2 separate regions of the Homo sapiens genome follow, and region 2 is linked to region 1. A link is an interaction called in ENCODE POLR2A ChIA-PET data of the cell type or tissue named here. Cell type or tissue: CD4-positive, alpha-beta T cell. All regions are shown on one strand. Each heading gives the region's core, and the rest is flanking DNA. Links, peaks and the distances in the headings are about the cores only.

Region 1 (16,957 bases), core at 8,082-10,581:
TCCGTCGAGTGCTCCAATTGGCTGAGAGGAATGTCTGGGCTATTTCTTGACCTTGTGGATATAAAAAGTAGAGAGGCCAAGCGAGATGACCCTGGAGTGGAGGGTAGCACTGATCTCTTTAGAGAGCGCCAGGAATAGTTTTCATGGAGGTAGGGTAGAGGAGGTGGATGACCCCGGAAACAGGGCGGAGGAGGCAGATGACCCCGGAAACAGGGCGGAGGAGGCAGATGACCCCGGAAGCAGGGCGGAGGAGGCGATGACCCCGGAAGCAGGGCGGAGGAGGCGATGACCCCGGAAGCAGGAGGCGATGACCCCGGAAGCAGGGCGGAGGAGGCAGATGACCCCGGAAACAGGGCGGAGGAGGCGGATGACCCCGGAAGCAGGGCGGAGGAGGCGATGACCGGGAAGCAGGGCGGAGGAGGCAAATGACCATGGAAGCAGGGCGGAGGAGGCAGATGACCTCCTTTGCAAGGTTCCTTTTAGACTCAAAGTCTTATGGTTTCCATAGTGCTACCTATTCTTTGGAACACTCCACCTCCTGTTTGTCCATTCATTACTGCAGGCATGCTCAATCCTTTTTACATGTTAGCATCACCAGCAAAAGCGGGGTTTTAAAAACAGCAGTAGCAATGCCAGAATCTACTTCTCCAGTGCTGTTGATCCAATTTTGATCCAATTAGACTAAGGTGGAGCCCAGACACTGTGTGTGTGTGTGTGTGTGTGTGTGTGTGTGTGTGTGTGTGTGTTTAAGCTCTTCCAATCTGCAGCCAGGGTTGAGAACTTCTGCTTTATGGCTTTTTTTTTTTTTTTTGACGGAGTTTCGCTCTTGTCGCCCAGGCTGGAGTGCAGTGGTGCGATCTCGGCTCACTGCAACCTCCGCCTCCCGGGTTCAAGCGATTCTCCTGCCTCAGCCTCCCGAGTAGCTGGGATTACAGGCGCCCGCCACCACGCCTGGCTAATTTTGTATTTTTAGTAGAGACGAGTTTCGCCATGTTGGTCAGGCTGGTTCCGAACTCCTGACCTCAGGTGATCCGCCCGCCTCGGCCTCGCAATGTACTGGGATTACAGGCGTGAGCCACCTTGCCCGGCCATGGCTTCTTAACTTCCTTGGGGTTTGGGTCACTGGCCTTGGTGCTGAATATCTTCAAGCCACCGGCACTGCTCTCAAAGAATCTATACATCCCATCTGGTTCCTCCAAAGTCATAAGCAGGTGTTTCAAAAATGCTGATGCGGCCGGGTGCGGTGGCTCACACCTGTGATCCCCGCACTTTGGCAGGCTGAGGCGGGTGGATTAACTGAAGTCAGGAGTTTGAGCCTGACCAACATGGTGTCTACTAAAAATAAAATAAAAATAAAAAATAATAAAAAATGGCCGGGCGCGGTGGCTCACGCCTGTAATCCCAGCACTTTGGGAGGCCGAGGCAGGCGGAACACAAGGTCAGGAGATCGAGACCATCCTGGCTAACACGGTGAAACCCTGTCTCTACAAAAAATACAAAAAATTAGCCGGGTGTGGTGTCGGGCGCCTGTAGTCCCAGCTGCTGGGGAGGCTGAGGCAGGAGAATGGCGTGAACCTGGGAGACAGAGCTTGCAGTGAGCTGAGATCGCGCCACTGCACTCCAGCCTGGGTGACAGAGCGAGACTCCGTCTCAAAACAAAAAACAAACAACAACAACATCAACAACAAAAAAAACCCCAAAAATTAGCTGGGTGTGGTGGCGGGCGCCTGTAGTCCCAGCTACTCCGGAGGCTGATGTAGGAGAATCACTTGAACCCGGGAGGCAGAGCTTGCAGTGAGCGAGATCGCACCATTGCACTTCAGCCTGGGCGAAAGAGCAAGACTCCATCTCAAAGAAAAAAAAAAAAGCTGATTCATGGAGGAACGGGGTATCCCGGCTCTTTCTAAGTGGCTTGGCTGAAAGATCAGTATTTTATTACTGCTGCTGCTGCTGCATGTACCTCCCCAGACAGCCAATTAGCCACAGAAACAGTTGATGCCTAAAGGAGTCCGTTCAGAGCTGAGCTTTTAACATCCAGAAGCACATCACGTAGCTAAACAATAGAATATTCACATCAGGCAAAAACATCTAGCTTTGGGTGACAATATTTGCTTCCTGGAGAAAGGGGCCCTCGGACGTCTACTATAGTTATACTGGGATTACAGGCATCTGTCACCACGCCTGGCAATTTTTTTGGTATTTTTAGTAGAGACGGGGTTTTGCTGTGTTGGTCAGGCTGGTCTTGGACCTGGAGTTTGGTAGCTCCTGGATGGGTAGAGAGGAGGGAACAGCACGCCTGACATTGTGGGAGGCAGCTGGCTATGGAGGAGGGAGCATCAGACCCAGAGTCAGAGATGAGGGCTTGAACGTCATTTCTGCTTTAGCACAGCAGCGTGACTTTGCAATTAATCCAGCTGGTGGTCAATTCCTCCTCTGTAAAGTGGCGATAAGGATGGTCACCATGATTATGCTCTAATTATATTGTCAGGGTTATGTGAGGAAATGCTCGTAAGTATATCAGCAAAGTCAGGGTGCAGCTGACCTGACATAAGAGAGATCCTTGGGTTTGTCCTAATAGCCAGAAACTGGGCCTCTTTTGTTCCCCCTCGCTGATGTGGGAGAGGAGAGAACATTCCAGAGGTCTTTCACATCTTTAACTATGATAAAAGAAGCTAAGTGGGGGACATGTAAGCTATGTTCTGTGTGGACACACAGGTGGAACCCTGGAACCCAGCCATCATTTTAACCAGCCTCCCAGCGGTTCTGATGCACGCCAAATGTGGAGAACCACTATTCTGTTCTCTGTTGGCCATTCTTGCTCTCTCTCTCTCTCTCTCTTTTTTGAGACGGAGTCTCGCTCTGTCACCCAGGCTGGAGCGCAGTGGCACAATCTCAGCTCCGTGCAACCTCCGCCTCCTGGGTTCAAGCGATTCTCCTGCCTCAGCCTCCTGAGCAGCTGGGATTACAGGCACCCACCACCAAGCCCAGCTAATTTTTGTATTTTAGTAGAGACAGGGTTTCACCATGTTGGCCAGGCTGGTCTCAAATTCCTGACCTCAGGTGATCTGCCCGCCTTGGCCTCCCAAAGTGCTGGGATTACAGGCGTGAGCCACCGCAACCGGCCTTTATCATTCTACTTTCTTAATGGTGGTTTTGATAAATAGAGGTTATGAATTTTAATGTAACCCAATGTATCCATGTTTTTCCTTTGTGGGTAGTGTTTTGTATCCTGTTAAGGAAACTTTGCCTGCGCCCAGTGCCATGAAGATAGTCTCCGGCGTTTTTTTTCTAGAAGCTGTATTATTTTGCTTTTCAATTTAGAACTATAAATATTCTGCAACTAATTATGATGTATAATTTGAGGCAGGGGTCAAGATTCATTTTTCCATATGGATATGCAATTGATCCAGCACCATATGAGAAGGTCATCCTTTTTTTTTTTTTTTTTTTTTTTTTTTAGACAAAGTCTCGCTCTTGTCCCCCCAGGCTGGAGAGCAATGGTGTAATCTTGGCTCACTGCAACCTCCGCCTCCCAGGTTCAAGCGATTCTCCTGCCTCAGCCTCCCTAGTGGCTGGGACTACAGACGTGTGCCATCATGCCCAGCTAATTTTTGTATTTTTAGTAGAGACACGGTTTCACTATGTTGGCCAGGCTGGTCTCAAACCCCTGACCTCAGCCGATCCGCCCGCCTCAGCCTCCCAAAGTGCTGGGATTACAGGCGTGAGCCACTGCGCCTAGCCTCATCCTTTCTTTACTGTACTGACGCACCAATTTTGTCATGAACGAAGCAGTTGTCCCGAGTCTCCTTCTGGATTTCTCATTCTTTTCCATTGGTCTATTTTTCTTTTCTTTTTTTTTTTGAGACGGAGTCTCGCTCTGTCGCCCAGGCTGGAGTGCAGTGGTGTGATCTCGGCTCACTGCAAGCTCCGTCTCCCGGGTTTACACCATTCTCCTGCGTCAGCCTCCCAAGTAGCTGGGATTACAGGCGTGAGCCACTGCCCCCAGCCCTCCATTGGTCTATTTTTCTGTCCTGGAGAAAACACCACTCTGTTTTAATTACTATAACTTTACAATAAGTCCTGATATCTGGTAATAGGTCCTGCGGATTTGTTCTTTATCCTCAAAGTTATCTTGGCTATTCTTGATCCTTTGCATTTTTTTTTTCTTTTCCGAGACAGAGTCTCGCTCTGTCACCCAGGCTGGAGTGCAGTGGTGTGATCTCGGCTCACTGCAACCTCCACCTCCCGGGTTCAAGCAATTCTCCTGCCTCAGCCTCCTGAGTAGCTGGGATTAGGGGCATGCACCACCATGTCTGGCTAATTTTTGTGTTTTCAGTAGAGTCGGGGATTCACCATCTTGGCCAGGCTGGTCTGGAACTCCTGACCTCAGGTGATCCTCCCACCTCTGCCTTCCAAAGTGCTGGGCTTACAGGAGTGAGCCACTGAGCCTGGCTGGTCCTTTGCATTTTTATATAAATTGTGGAATCACTTTGTCAGCTTCCAAGAAAAACTTGCTGGATTTTGATTGGCGTTACACTAAATATATAGATCAACTGGAGGAGAATGAACATCTTTACAATATTGAATCTTGAGTTCATGTCTTGATATTTCTCTCCATTTATTTTGGTCTTGCCAATATTTCAGTGTCTTTTACTGGCAGGTCCTGATGCCTGTCTGATCAGTGTCCGTATGTTCATTCCATTTTTATCCTCCCTGTTATTGGGGACAATCAGGAGGATATAAAACTGTAGGCTTATAACTCATACCCGTTAGAATGGCTACCATCAAAAAACAAAACAGAGGCCAGGTGCGGTGGCTCACACCTGTAATCCCAGCACTTTGAGAGGCCGAGGTGGGTGGATCACGAGGTCAGGAAATTGAGACCTCCCTGGCTAACATGGTGAAACCCTGTCTCTACTAAAACTACAAAAAATTAGCTGGGCATGGTGGTGGGCACCTGTAGCCTAGCTACTCGGGAGGCTGAGGCAGGAGAATGGCGTGAACCTGGGAGGCGGAGTTGCAGTGAGCCAAGATAGCGCCACTGCACTCCAGCCTGGGCAACAGAGCGAGATTCCATCTCAAAAAACAAACAACAAACCAGAGGCCAGGCATGGTGGCTCACACCTGTAATCCTGGCACTTTGAGAGGCCAATGTGGGCAGATCATTTGAGCCCAGGAACTTGAGCCTGGGAAACAGAAGGCTCTACATCTCTACAAATAATAAAAAATTAGTCAGGTGTGGTGGCATGTGCCTGTGGTCCCAGCGACTCAGAGGGCTGAGGTGGGAGGATTGCTTGAGCCCAGGAGGTCGAGGCTGCAGTGACCCGTGATCACGCCACTGCCCTCCAGCCCAAGAAACAGAGCAAGATCGTGTCTCCAAAAAAAAAAAGTATTGGCTGGGCGCGGTGGCTCACGCCTATAATCCCAGCACTTTGGGAGGCCAAAGCAGGCGGATCACTAGAGGTCAGGAGTTCAAGACCAGCCTGGCCAACATGGTGAGACCCCGTCTCTACTAAAGGTACAAAAATCAGCCAGGCGTCGTGGCGGACGGCTGTAATGCCAACTACTCGGGAGGCTGAGGCAGGGGAATCACTTGAATCTGGGGAGGAGGAGGTTGCAGTGAGCTGAGATTGCACCACTGCACTCCAGCCTGGGCGACAGAGTGGGACTCCATCTCAATAAATAAATAAATAAATAAATAAATAAATAAATAAATAAATAAGTGCTGGTGAGGATGCTGAGGCACTAGAACCCCTGTGCACCGTCGGTTGGAATGCACAATAGTGCAGTCACTATGGAAAACAGTAAGGCAAGTCCTCAAAAAGTTAAAAATAGAATTACCATGTGATCCAGCAGTTCCGCTTCTGGGTATATGCCCAGAAGAATTGAAAGCGGGATCTCAAAAAGATCTTTGCAAGCCCATGTTCACAGCAGTATTATATTTACAATAGCCAAAAGGTGGGCTGGGCGAGGCGGCTCATGCCTATAATCCCAGCACTTTGGGAGGCCGAGGCGGGCCAATCAGCTGAGGTCGGGAGTTCGAGACCAGCCTGACCAACCTGGCGAAACCCCGTCTATACTAAAAATACAAGAAATTAGCGGGGCGTGGTGGCTCATGCCTGTAATCCCAGCTACTTGGGAGGCTGAGGCAGGAGAATCACTTGACTCTGGGAGGTGGGGGTTGCAGTGAGCCTAGATCGACCCGTGGCACTCCAGCCTGGCCAAGAAAAGCGAAACTCCATTTCAATAAATAAATACATAAATAAAATAGGTTGTCATGGGTCAAATGAAATGTATGTGAAAGTAAGTGGCACATAGTAGATGTTCAATAAATGTGAGCTGAGGCCAGGCGCAGTGGCTCATGCCTGTAATCCCAGCACTTTGGGAGGCCAAGGGAGGTGGATCACCTGAGGTCAAGAGGAGTTCGAGACCAGCTTGTACAATATGGTGAAACCCTGTCTCTACTAAAAATACAAAAATTAGCTGGGTGTGGTGGTGGGCACCTGTAATCCCAGCTACTTGGGAGGCTGAGACAGGAGAATCGCTTGAACCCGGGAGGCGGAGGTTGCAGTGAGCAGTGATCGCGCCACTGCACTGCAGCCTGGGCAACAGAGTGAGAATCTGTCTCAAAAAAAAAAAAAAAAAAAAAAGAGAAAGAGCTGAATGTGAGCAAAATGGAGCTTCTGAGAGTAGAACAGCGTAGCTCGTGGTTTTCCCCCAGAAAATTAGCACTGAGGATAAGATTGACATTTTTGGTGAAAATAAAAATACAGTACTTACTGTGGATTTAATTCATCTGTGCCTAGCCTGTCTGAACTTTATTTTTTATTCTTTTAATGTTTTTATGTATTTTTTGAGACAGGGTCTTGCTCTGTCACCCAGGCTGGAGTGCAGTGGCGCAATCACGGCTCACTGCAGCCTCCAACTCCTGGACTCAAATGAATCTCCCTCCTCAGACTCCTAAGTAGCTGGGACTACGGTATGCACCACTATGCTTGGCTCATATTTTTTTGCATTTTTTTGTAGAGAAGGGATCTCCCTGGGTTCCCCAGGCTGGTCTCAAACTCTGAGGCTCAAGTGATCCTCCTGCCTCGGCCTCCCAAAGTTCTGGGATTACAGGTGTGAGCCACTGTGCCTGGCCCAGTTTATCTGAAGTGATGGAGAGATTGGTGAACTATTACTACATTTTTCTTTTTTCTTTCTTTCTTTCTTTTTTTTTTAATGGAGTTTCACTCTTTTTGCCCAGGCTGGAGTGCAGTGGGGCGATCTCGGCTCATTGCAACCTCCGCCTCCCGGGTTCCAGCGATTTTCCTGCCTCAGCCTCCTGAGTAACTGGAATTACAGGTGCCCACCACCATGCCTGGCTAATTTTATATTTTTAGTAGAGACAGGGTTTCACTATGTTGGCCAGGGTGGTCTCGAACTCCTGACCTCATGATCCACCCTTTTTGGCCTCCCAAAGTGTTGGGATTACAGGCATGAGCCACCAAGCCCGGCTTCCTATGTGTTTTCATAGGGTCTTTAAACTCCTGACTTTGAACTCCCAGGAGACCTGTGACTCACCTAATTAATCAGCTAGCCAAAGCTTTTTGTTAGATTCAATCTTGTGAAATCCATTTTCTTATCAGCACAAACTAGGGCTTTTGATAAAACAATATCCAAATGAAAAGGACTTTTAGGCCTCCCAAGATGTGCTTCACAGCCTCTTTTTAATTGAAAGCCTTTTACAAATGTAACCCATATTTCTGATTTGATCTTTTTCTAAAAGATGAAGCTTTTATTATTATATCTGGTTCCCATTCTAATTCCACTCTTACCAGCTGCAAGCTCCTGAGCAGGTTCTCGCTTCTGCACAAACCAACCCCAGGGGCCGGGCGCGGCGGCTCACGCCTGTAATCCCAGCACTTTGGGAGGCCGAGGAGGGTGGATCACTTGAGGCCAGGAGTTCGAGACCAGCCTGGCCAACATGGTGAAACCCCATCTCTACTAAAAATATAAACATTAGCCGGGCCCAGTGGTGAGTGCCTGTAATTCCAGCTACTTGGGAGGCTAAGGCAGGAGAATCACTTGAACCCGGGAGGTGGAGGTTGCAGTGAGCCAGGATCGCGCCACTGCGCTCCAGCCTGGGTGACAGAGCCAGACTCCGTCTCAAAAAAAAAAAAAAAACCCACTTAGAGAAATTGTTGTTTTCTTCTTCAGGCTTTTCGCATTTTCCAAGTTTGCTGCAATGACGTTGTATTAATTTTGCAATTGGAATGAAATTAAGAAAGGAAAAAACCCACTCCACACCCCTGGGCAAAGTCACCCAGGAGGGAGAAGGTTCACAGCCAGGCAGTGGGAATGTGGAGGCTGTGGGCTGGTGAGAGGTTTTCCCTGCCATTTCCCCCCCTTTCTGTCCTGTCGCTATTATGTTGCTCTTATAATTAAACCCGCTGTGCAGGGAGCCGCTGATCTTGGTCGCCTGGGGTGTGTGTTTACCTCCTGCCTGTTTAAGCAGCCCATGAGTGGCTCCCACGGGCCATGATGAAAACATGAGTTCCTCCAGCTCGGTTCCCCTGGGAGGGCAGCCGGGCCCTGCCTGGAACCTCGTGTTCCCCTCTCCAGGGAGCGTCTGTAGACCCTGGAATGTCTGCACGGGCTAACAACCAGAGGGAGCCAAGCCTGGGACCTCTGTACCCTGAGACCTCAGTGCCCTGGGACTTCCCAAAGACCCAACAGGTGGATGAGTTCTGGGAAGACTGTGGGGTCTGGTTTTAAGGGTGAGAGCAAATCACACTGGCCCGTTCTTAGATCCGGGTTCAATCCCATTACCTGGATTTTCCAGCATCCGTGGTGCCTGTTCACTGGATATCCTGTACAGCCACGGGCCCCCTGAGTGGCTTAGGAGGTCGGAAAGGGCCTCTGACCTCAGCAGGGAACCAGGAGGTAGACGCATCCATTTTCCCCACTGGCCAGGCTGGAGCTGGCAGCCCTGCCTCCAACTGGGGCAATGGGAGGGCAGGCTGATAGCAAAGGAGACGCTGGAGGCAAGAGCCCGACCAAAGCATCCAGCTCCAGGGCGAGGGCCAAGAGCAAGAACCAGATCCAAAGCAAAGGTCAGGAAGACGGGAGCCTGGGGAGGGCAGCGGGGGAGAGGCTTTTCTGGAGAGCTCTGTCCTGGAGGGAGAGGAAGCTTTTTTTTTTTGAGATGGAGTCTCACTCTGTCACCAGGCTGGAGTGCAATGGCGCGATCTCGGCTCACTGCAACCTCCACCTCCCGGGTTCAAGCGATCCCCCTGTCTCAGCCTCCCGAATAGCTGGGACTACAGGCGTGTGCCACCACACCCAGCTAATATTTATATTTTTAGTAGAGACGGGGTTTCACCATGTTGGCCAGGATGGTCTTGATTTCTTGACCTCATGATCCGCCCGCCTCGGCCTCTCAAAGTGCTGGGATTACAGGCGTGAGCCACCGTGCCCGGCCGGGGAGAGGGAGCTTCTCAGGGCTTCCAGCCCCTCCAGCAGCTCAGGCCGCCTGGTGTTTTGGTGTCATTTCAGTCAGGTGAGGCTGATGCATCTTAAGGAGGCAGGTTTGTGGGAGATAGAAGGGATCTGCTACTTAAAAGCCCCTCGAAGTCCAGCTACCATGCAAAGGCCACTTACTAGAGCCCTTTTATTATAAAGCGACTATAGCTGTATGTCACAAATTTCTTTTTAAAAGCCCGGAAGAAAAATGTTCAGCTCTTCACATTGATTGCTTCAGCTAATGGATTACAGGGAATCATCTGTTCTCCCTCAGACATTCCTATTTTTTCAATTAAATTATAAATGATAAAGGTAATACATCTATAAATGCTTGGTGTAAGGTTCCAACGAAACAAGGTATATGGGATAAAAACTGGAGACTGCCTTTCTCACCTCCAGTCCCATAGCGACTCCCCCAGCCATGAGCGACGGCTGGTATCAGTTTGGTGCAGAGAACTTAGATGGGGTTTCTGTTTTGTTTTAAATAAGTTTAAAGAGTGAATCTCTTCACGCCTGTATCCAGCACTTTGGGAGGCTGAGGCTGGTGGATCACGACATCAGGAGATCAGACCATCCTGGCTAACACAGTGAAACCCCGTCTCTACTAAAAATACAAAAAATTAGCCGAGCATAGTGGTGGGTGCCTGTAGTCCCAGCTATTCGGGAGGCTGAGGCAGGAGAATGGCATGAACCCGGGAGGCGGAGTTTGCAGTGAGCCAAGATCGTGCCACTGCACTCCAGCCTGGGTGACAGAGCGAGACTCCATCTCAAAAAAAAAAAAAAAAAAAAAAGAGTGAATCTCACATGGGCTGGGGAGCACAGAAAATTCTTGCGGAGGATGGTTGCCCGAGAGAGTCAGGGCAAGCATAATGTTTTGTTTTAAATAAGTTTAAAGAGTGAACCTCGGCCGGGCACGGTAGCTCATGCCTGTAATCCCAGCACTTTGGGAGGCCGAGGTGGGCAGACCATGAGGTCAGGAGTTCGAGACCATCCTGGCCAACATGGTGAAACCCCGTCTCTACTAAAAATACAAAAATTAGCCGGGCGTGGTGGAAGATGCCTGTTATCCCAGCTACTCAGGAGGCTGAGGCAGGAGAATTGCTTGAACCCGGGAGGCGGAGGTTGCAATGAGCCAAGATCGCACCACTGCACCCCAGCGTAGGCAACAGAGCTAGACTCCATCTTGGAGGAAGGAAAAAAAAAACAAAGTGAATCTGACATGGGCCAGGGAGCACAGAAAGTTCTTGCGGATGATGGTTGCCCTAGAGAGTCAGGGCAAGCGTTGCAACATCAGACAGGGGCCTCTGGGACCTGGTCCTTGCACCATAGTCTTGCTCCTGCATTCCTGGAAATGTCCCAAGAAGACCAGGCTCTCCTCTCACCCAGAAACACCTTCCCCTGACAGTCAACTGTGTACAAGGGCACCCTCTTGCCACTTCCTTGAGGAACATAAAATTCAAACCAAATTGAGAAATTTGTGGAAGAAAAGCCTCTATCCAGTGAAAAACAAGTGGGGAAACTTTGAAAACACCAGCACATACGAAGGCAGGAACGAGGGCTCATCTGCTTCTGGCGACCCAGCCTCCAATCTGCCCTTTGCACTAGGGAACATTCCCACTGCGGAGGTGAGAGCATTCCCACTGGGGAGATGAGAACATTCCCACTGGGGAGGTGAGAGCATTCCCACTGGGGAGGTGAACATTCCCACTGGGGAGGTGAGAACATTCCCACTGGGGAGGTGAGAGCATTCCCACTGGGGAGGGGAACATTCCCACTGGGGAGGGAGCATTCCCACTAGGGAGGTGAACATTCCCACTGGGGAGGTGAGAACATTCCCACTGGGGAGGTGAGAACATTCCCACTGGGGAGGTGAACATTCCCACTGGGGAGGTGAGAACATTCCCACTGGGGAGGTGAGAACATTCCCACTGGGGAGGTGAGAGCATTCCCACTGGGGAGGGGAACATTCCCACTGGGGAGGTGAGAGCATTCCCACTGGGGAGGGGAACATTCCCACTGGGGAGGTGAGAGCATTCCCACTGGAGAGGTGAGAGCATTCCCACTGGAGAGGTGAGAGCATTCCCACTGGGGAGGGAGCATTCCCACTAGGGAGGTGAACATTCCCACTGGGGAGGTGAGAGCATTCCCACTGGGGAGGGGAGAGCATTCCCACTGGCGAGGTGAGAGCATTCCCACTGGGGAGGTGAGAGCATTCCCACTGGGGAGGTGAGAGCATTCCTACTGGGGCAGAGAGCAGATTGGAGGCTGGGACTTCCCAAAGCCCCCAACAGATGGATGAGTTCTGGGAAGACTGTGGGGGTCTGGTTTTACAGGTGAGAGCAAATCACACTTGCTTATTATTAGATCCAGGTTCAATCCCATTACCCAGATTTTCCAGCATCCGTGGTGCCTCTTCACCGGATATCTCGCTACAGCCACCGGTCCTCCAAATGGCTTACCACGAAGGAAAGGGGCTCTGTCTGAGGCTTCTGGCTGAGACCTGTGTTCATCTGGCACTTTCCAAAGGCAGTTTAGCCCCCCATTCCCAGGGGGTCCCCCAGCCATCTGGTCTGGTCAGCCCCAGTGTCCCAGGCTCCCAGCCACCTGGCCCTGGGGCTTCCACGTCTAGCCCCATCCCAGGAGCACCCTCCCTCTTCCAGGCCTGTGTGGTTGCCATGGCGACCCAGTCAGCTGACCCAGTGAGGAGGCAAAGCCCAGGCTGCCTTCTTCTCCCTGGCTCAGGAGTGGGTGGACCCAGTGGGGCCTCCACAGCAAGGGCTGCTTTTGAAGCACCTTCAGAATTCACTCCCCCAGTGCCTAAACCCTGTGTTTAAATTATAGGTAGGGAGCGGGCACAGTGGCTCACGCCTGTAATCCCAGCACTTTGGGAGGCCGAGGCGGGCGGACCATCTGAGGTCAGGAGTTCAAGACCAGCCTGGACAACGTGGTGAAACCCCGTCTCTACTAAAAATACAAAAATTAGCCGGGCGTGGTGGTGCATGCCTGTAGTCCCACCTACTTGGGAGGCTGAGGCAGGAGAATCGCTCGAACCCGGGAGGCGGAGGCTATGGTGAGCCAAGATCTCGCCATTGCACTCCAGCCTGGGCAAGGGTGAAACTCTATCTCAAAACAACAACATCAAAAATTATAGGCAGGAAAAAAATGGGAGAGAGAGAAACTGGACACCTTAATGCCTCACAATGGGAGAAAGGATAAGTAAATAAATAAGTTATCATGTATATGCATTATCCAGCCGTCTTAAAAGGATGTTTACAGATAATTTTTTGTATACAGAGTTTTTAATAACGGAAATACTTGGGTTTGCAAATCTAAAACTTAGCTTTACAAGAAAATATTTCTCAAAGAAGGGGCTTGGCAACCCATCGAATTTAGGAAATACTGCATAATCCACCCTTTCTTGGAGGTACATGGTGCACGTGGGTGTATGAAGGTCTCTGAGAAATCTTACTGTCATGCTCCGTTTAGCTCGACGTAATTCACGGTTTTCCTGACTGTCTGATGACAGCGTGTAGCTCGATGTCATTCCGTTTTCCTGATCTGTCTGATGACAGCGTGTAGCTCGATGTCATTCCGTTTTCCTGATCTGTCTGATGACAGCGTGTAGCTCGATGTCATTCCGTTTTCCTGATCTGTCTGATGACAGCGTGTAGCTCGATGTCATTCCGTTTTCCTGATCTGTCTGATGACAGCGTGTAGCTCGATGTCATTCCGTTTTCCTGATCTGTCTGATGACAGCGTGTAGCTCGATGTCATTCCGTTTTCCTGATCTGTCTGATGACAGCGTGTAGCTCGATGTCATTCCGTTTTCCTGATCTGTCTGATGACAGCGTGTAGCTCGATGTCATTCCGTTTTCCTGATCTGTCTGATGACAGCGTGTAGCTCGATGTCATTCCGTTTTCCTGATCTGTCTGATGACAGCGTGTAGCTCGATGTCATTCCGTTTTCCTGATCTGTCTGATGACAGCGTGTAGCTCGATGTCATTCCGTTTTCCTGATCTGTCTGATGACAGCGTGTAGCTCGATGTCATTCCGTTTTCCTGATCTGTCTGATGACAGCGTGTAGCTCGATGTCATTCCGTTTTCCTGATCTGTCTGATGACAGCGTGTAGCTCGATGTCATTCCGTTTCCCTGATCTGTCTGATGACAGCGTGTAGCTCGATGTCATTCCGTTTTCCTGATCTGTCTGATGACAGCGTGTAGCTCGATGTCATTCCGTTTTCCTGATCTGTCTGATGACAGCGTGTAGCTCGATGTCATTCCGTTTTCCTGATCTGTCTGATGACAGCGTGTAGCTCGATGTCATTCCGTTTCCCTGATCTGTCTGATGACAGCGTGTAGCTCGATGTCATTCCGTTTTCCTGATCTGTCTGATGACAGCGTGTAGCTCGATGTCATTCCGTTTTCCTGATCTGTCTGATGACAGCGTGTAGCTCGATGTCATTCCGTTTTCCTGATCTGTCTGATGACAGCGTGTAGCTCGATGTCATTCCGTTTTCCTGATCTGTCTGATGACAGCGTGTAGCTCGATGTCATTCCGTTTTCCTGATCTGTCTGATGACAGCGTGTAGCTCGATGTCATTCCGTTTTCCTGATCTGTCTGATGACAGCGTGTAGCTCGATGTCATTCCGTTTCCCTGATCTGTCTGATGACAGCGTGTAGCTCGATGTCATTCCGTTTTCCTGATCTGTCTGATGACAGCGTGTAGCTCGATGTCATTCCGTTTTCCTGATCTGTCTGATGACAGCGTGTAGCTCGATGTCATTCCGTTTCCCTGATCTGTCTGATGACAGCGTGTAGCTCGATGTCATTCCGTTTTCCTGATCTGTCTGATGACAGCGTGTAGCTCGATGTCATTCCGTTTTCCTGATCTGTCTGATGACAGCGTGTAGCTCGATGTCATTCCGTTTTCCTGATCTGTCTGATGACAGCGTGTAGCTCGATGTCATTCCGTTTTCCTGATCTGTCTGATGACAGCGTGTAGCTCGATGTCATTCCGTTTCCCTGATCTGTCTGATGACAGCGTGTAGCTCGATGTCATTCCGTTTTCCTGATCTGTCTGATGACAGCGTGTAGCTCGATGTCATTCCGTTTCCCTGATCTGTCTGATGACAGCGTGTAGCTCGATGTCATTCCGTTTTCCTGATCTGTCTGATGACAGCGTGTAGCTCGATGTCATTCCGTTTTCCTGATCTGTCTGATGACAGCGTGTAGCTCGATGTCATTCCGTTTTCCTGATCTGTCTGATGACAGCGTGTAGCTCGATGTCATTCCGTTTTCCTGATCTGTCTGATGACAGCGTGTAGCTCGATGTCATTCCGTTTTCCTGATCTGTCTGATGACAGCGTGTAGCTCGATGTCATTCCGTTTTCCTGATCTGTCTGATGACAGCGTGTAGCTCGATGTCATTCCGTTTTCCTGATCTGTCTGATGACAGCGTGTAGCTCGATGTCATTCCGTTTTCCTGATCTGTCTGATGACAGCGTGTAGCTCGATGTCATTCCGTTTTCCTGATCTGTCTGATGACAGCGTGTAGCTCGATGTCATTCCGTTTTCCTGATCTGTCTGATGACAGCGTGTAGCTCGATGTCATTCCGTTTTCCTGATCTGTCTGATGACAGCGTGTAGCTCGATGTCATTCCGTTTTCCTGATCTGTCTGATGACAGCGTGTAGCTCGATGTCATTCCGTTTTCCTGATCTGTCTGATGACAGCGTGTAGCTCGATGTCATTCCGTTTTCCTGATCTGTCTGATGACAGCGTGTAGCTCGATGTCATTCCGTTTTCCTGATCTGTCTGATGACAGCGTGTAGCTCGATGTCATTCCGTTTTCCTGATCTGTCTGATGACAGCGTGTAGCTCGATGTCATTCCGTTTTCCTGATCTGTCTGATGACAGCGTGTAGCTCGATGTCATTCCGTTTTCCTGATCTGTCTGATGACAGCGTGTAGCTCGATGTCATTCCGTTTTCCTGATCTGTCTGATGACAGCGTGTAGCTCGATGTCATTCCGTTTCCCTGATCTGTCTGATGACAGCGTGTAGCTCGATGTCATTCCGTTTTCCTGATCTGTCTGATGACAGCGTGTAGCTCGATGTCATTCCGTTTCCCTGATCTGTCTGATGACAGCGTGTAGCTCGATGTCATTCCGTTTTCCTGATCTGTCTGATGACAGCGTGTAGCTCGATGTCATTCCGTTTTCCTGATCTGTCTGATGACAGCGTGTAGCTCGATGTCATTCCGTTTTCCTGATCTGTCTGATGACAGCGTGTAGCTCGATGTCATTCCGTTTCCCTGATCTGTCTGATGACAGCGTGTAGCTCGATGTCATTCCGTTTTCCTGATCTGTCTGATGACAGCGTGTAGCTCGATGTCATTCCGTTTTCCTGATCTGTCTGATGACAGCGTGTAGCTCGATGTCATTCCGTTTCCCTGATCTGTCTGATGACAGCGTGTAGCTCGATGTCATTCCGTTTTCCTGATCTGTCTGATGACAGCGTGTAGCTCGATGTCATTCCGTTTTCCTGATCTGTCTGATGACAGCGTGTAGCTCGATGTCATTCCGTTTTCCTGATCTGTCTGATGACAGCGTGTAGCTCGATGTCATTCCGTTTTCCTGATCTGTCTGATGACAGCGTGTAGCTCGATGTCATTCCGTTTTCCTGATCTGTCTGATGACAGCGTGTAGCTCGATGTCATTCCGTTTTCCTGATCTGTCTGATGACAGCGTGTAGCTCGATGTCATTCCGTTTCCCTGATCTGTCTGATGACAGCGTGTAGCTCGATGTCATTCCGTTTTCCTGATCTGTCTGATGACAGCGTGTAGCTCGATGTCATTCCGTTTTCCTGATCTGTCTGATGACAGCGTGTAGCTCGATGTCATTCCGTTTTCCTGATCTGTCTGATGACAGCGTGTAGCTCGATGTCATTCCGTTTTCCTGATCTGTCTGATGACAGCGTGTAGCTCGATGTCATTCCGTTTTCCTGATCTGTCTGATGACAGCGTGTAGCTCGATGTCATTCCGTTTTCCTGATCTGTCTGATGACACAGCCCTTCTCCAGAGAACCCCTTTTGGCATCTCCAGGGCTGAGACGTGTCACTCTGCCTCCTTGTCCCCTGTAGAGGTGGCCACTGTGCGTCCAGCTGACGGTTGCCACCCACACCTTCCTGGAGGCTGCAGGAGATCCTTTTCCTGCCTGCCGTGCCCGCCCCTGATGCCCGCTCTGTCGTGAGAGTTTTCAGTAACAGCTTGGATGACTGGACTGAATTGGAGTCCATGCTTGTTTCTAAGTTAGATACTAATTATTTGACTTTTCTCCCCTTCTTTTTCTTTTTTTTCTTTTCTTTTTTTGGGACAGGGTCTTGCTCCATTGCCCAGGCTGGAGTGCAGTGGTGCAATCATGGCTCACTGCAACCTCCTCCTCCCAGGCCCA
Region 2 (2,500 bases), core at 1-2,500, 87 kb after region 1:
GTCTCCCCGCGGGGACCCCGGGCGCCCCGACCCCGAGGCCGAGTCTCCCCGCGGGGACCTGCCCGCCGGGCCCGGGGCGGCCGGAGAAGCCGGCGGGGGAAGGAGCTGGGCCGACGCCGTCCACCGGCAGCTCCTGCAGCCCCAGCTGCGGTTCCGGGCCCGGGAGGACGACGCGCCCCTCGGGGACCCCCAGGCGGCTCCCGGCACGGACGAGGGGGGCGACGGCGGCGACCACGACTTCGAGATGGTGGATTTCAACGAGAAGTTCATCCTCAGCCACTGGCTGGTGGCCCCTTGCCGGTTCGGGACCCGCGAGCGGGCGCGCAGCCCCCGCCGCTGGATGCACCTGATCCCCGGGGGGCGGCGGCCGCAGCGGGGGACCCGCGACCTGGAGCAGCGGGAGGCCGAGGCCAAGGGCCGCCCGGGCTCGCCCCTCGCCGCGGAGGAGACCCCCGGGCGCGAGCACCTGCCCCCGTGGCGGCGCCGCAGGTTCCTGCGGGTGCCCGAGCGGGACTCGCCCGGCCACAGCTCGCCGGAGAGAGACAGCGACGGCAGCCGGCACAGCTCCGACCGCGAGGACGACTTCTCCGCAGGTGGGCGCCCCCCCCAGACCCCGCTCGACCCCGCCGCGCGCCCCCCACCCCGGGCTGCCGGGACCCCTTCCCGGCCGACTCCGCGGCCCTGTTTAACCTCGAGCTCGGGGCCGGGGAGCGGGCGGGAAGGAGGGTGAGCTGCGCCCGTGTACCCCAAAGCCACCTGTGGAGCTTAGAAAACACGTGCAAGGCGACGTTAAGCTCGGGCGACTCTATGAAAATGAACTGGCGGCGGCGGCAGGGCCGGCGCCCGGGCCTTTGCGCTTTGCGCTCCGTGGCCCTGACATCCCCCAGCCCCTCCCTCCGGCCTGGCCCCCGCCAGATCCCTTGGCGCCACCGGGTGCTGTCACCCTTCTGTCTGTCACCCCTCTCTGCACACACCCCAGGGGCTTCCCATCTCCCGGAAATCCCCGATCCTTCTGAGCTCCGCTTTCCTAACCGCGGAAGGCCGAACCTTCCACTCCATTTTCTGAACTTAGTCTCCTCTTCTCCAGGCTGCTCTGTGTGTTGGGGCCACGTGCAAACTTCAGGGAAGGGCCACGGCCCTCACCAGCCCCCTCTGCGGACTCGTTTTCTTCTTAGAAGGCGGCGCCCGGCCTCTTGGCTTTCTAGGAGTCTGGGAGCAAGAGGGCAAGGGGAGGCTTAGGCCCATCTCGTTTTCCGGCTGGCCTGGTGCCCAGAGACCATGTCTAGTCCAGCGTCTTCACTGGATAAAAGAGGAAACCGAAGCTCAGAAAGATTAAGTGCTCGTTGGGGTGAGCTGAGACCTTCACCGGGTCTCCTGTCATCTCTCTCCCCTCGCATCTGCTCTCTTTTCTGAGGACAGGGCCTGATCTTAGTCATCTTTGAACCCCCTTCTGGTAGTATGCACGGTGCTTTGCAGCAGTCAAAGCTCAACGCATAATGGCTGAATAAATGATTGCCTGGAATTGAGCGTCCACCGAGCTCTTTCTAGGTCAGGGAGTGGGAATGGGGCTAAGGAGGAGAGGTCAGGTGGGGATGGGGGTGGCGTGGGAGCCCTTTGCTGTGTCTGTGAACTGTCACGGTCTCCTCAGCCACGCGGAAAGCAGCACACTGGTGGTGTCCGGTTGGGTCAAGCTGCAACCAGGAATTTAAGATGCCTTCCTGCTCAGTGAAGGAGGAAAAAAAATCATTGATGCTGGGATTGTTCCAAAATCTCCATTATTAGATTTTATCTGGATGAGTTTGCATTTGAATGAAAAACTGTCCACTTTGCTAAAAGCACAGTTGGAAGGTCCATCAAGTCATCTGTTTTGATCAATTACACTTATTCCTTAGCAAAGATTGGCTGTGTTTCCCACAGGCAATGCTCTTGCCGCCCATGCTGGTAACATTTTTATATGTCTCTTTAACTTAAGGGAAGAGCCTGAAGATTTCACCCTAGTGCCAAGTTCCAAATGCCCTTGGTGGAGGCTACCCAACTGGCCCCAGCTGCTTCAGAGCTGGCTGCAATCCTGTCTCCCCCCAGACCCACATCTGTCACCCTCCCCGGGGTGCCCAGTACACTAGGCTTTTCCCAGGGAGTGATTTTTATTTCTGTGAGTCGTCGCCTGTCTCCCTTAGGACACTCTAGCACATAGGGCACCTTGATGCACGTTAGAAATCGGCGCTGCCCCTGGGAATTGCAAAAGATGCTCCCCTCTGGGTGGACCAATGATAACAAGAGTCACCTTCCTCAGGACTACAGACGTGAGCTGGGGCACGTGTCTGGCACTCACGGCTTTGGCTAGTGATGCCTGGGCTAGATTTCAGGTGCCATTCCAGCCCCCTCTGCAGGGCAAGCTCCTGTGGCACACTGCACAGCTACATGTTCGGGTTCTGCCTCTGTCTCCAAAGCCTCCTCGTGAGGAAGTGAGTGGGGGGTGGACTTGCACTTGGTTACATGC

Evidence for each region. ChIA-PET counts read pairs that join two places held together with the same protein. Peaks named below come from ENCODE experiments on the same cell type or tissue, not always from the same donor. Only the 100,000 strongest peaks of a DNase experiment are listed, where the experiment ranks them.
Region 2: POLR2A ChIA-PET joins it to region 1 with 5 read pairs; 3 of 35 experiments call an interaction of 5 or more read pairs at or near these places.

Annotation. Positions count from the first base shown.
Region 1 is chr17:1,307,685-1,324,641 of GRCh38, reverse strand. No RefSeq gene overlaps it. Among named protein-coding and RNA genes, the nearest start is that of TRARG1, 37 kb to the right of the region's middle. In CD4-positive, alpha-beta T cell, for the core only: no CTCF peak of the experiment used is centred there; no DNase peak of the experiment used is centred there; H3K27me3 peaks cover 584 bases.
Region 2 is chr17:1,226,886-1,229,385 of GRCh38, reverse strand. It overlaps a transcript of ABR not described here. Among named protein-coding and RNA genes, the nearest start is that of BHLHA9, 42 kb to the left of the region's middle. RefSeq lists silencers at 419-478, 569-838 and enhancers at 89-793, 949-1,158. In CD4-positive, alpha-beta T cell, for the core only: no CTCF peak of the experiment used is centred there; DNase peaks (open chromatin) are centred at 535 and 965; H3K4me3 peaks cover 842 bases; H3K27me3 peaks cover 493 bases.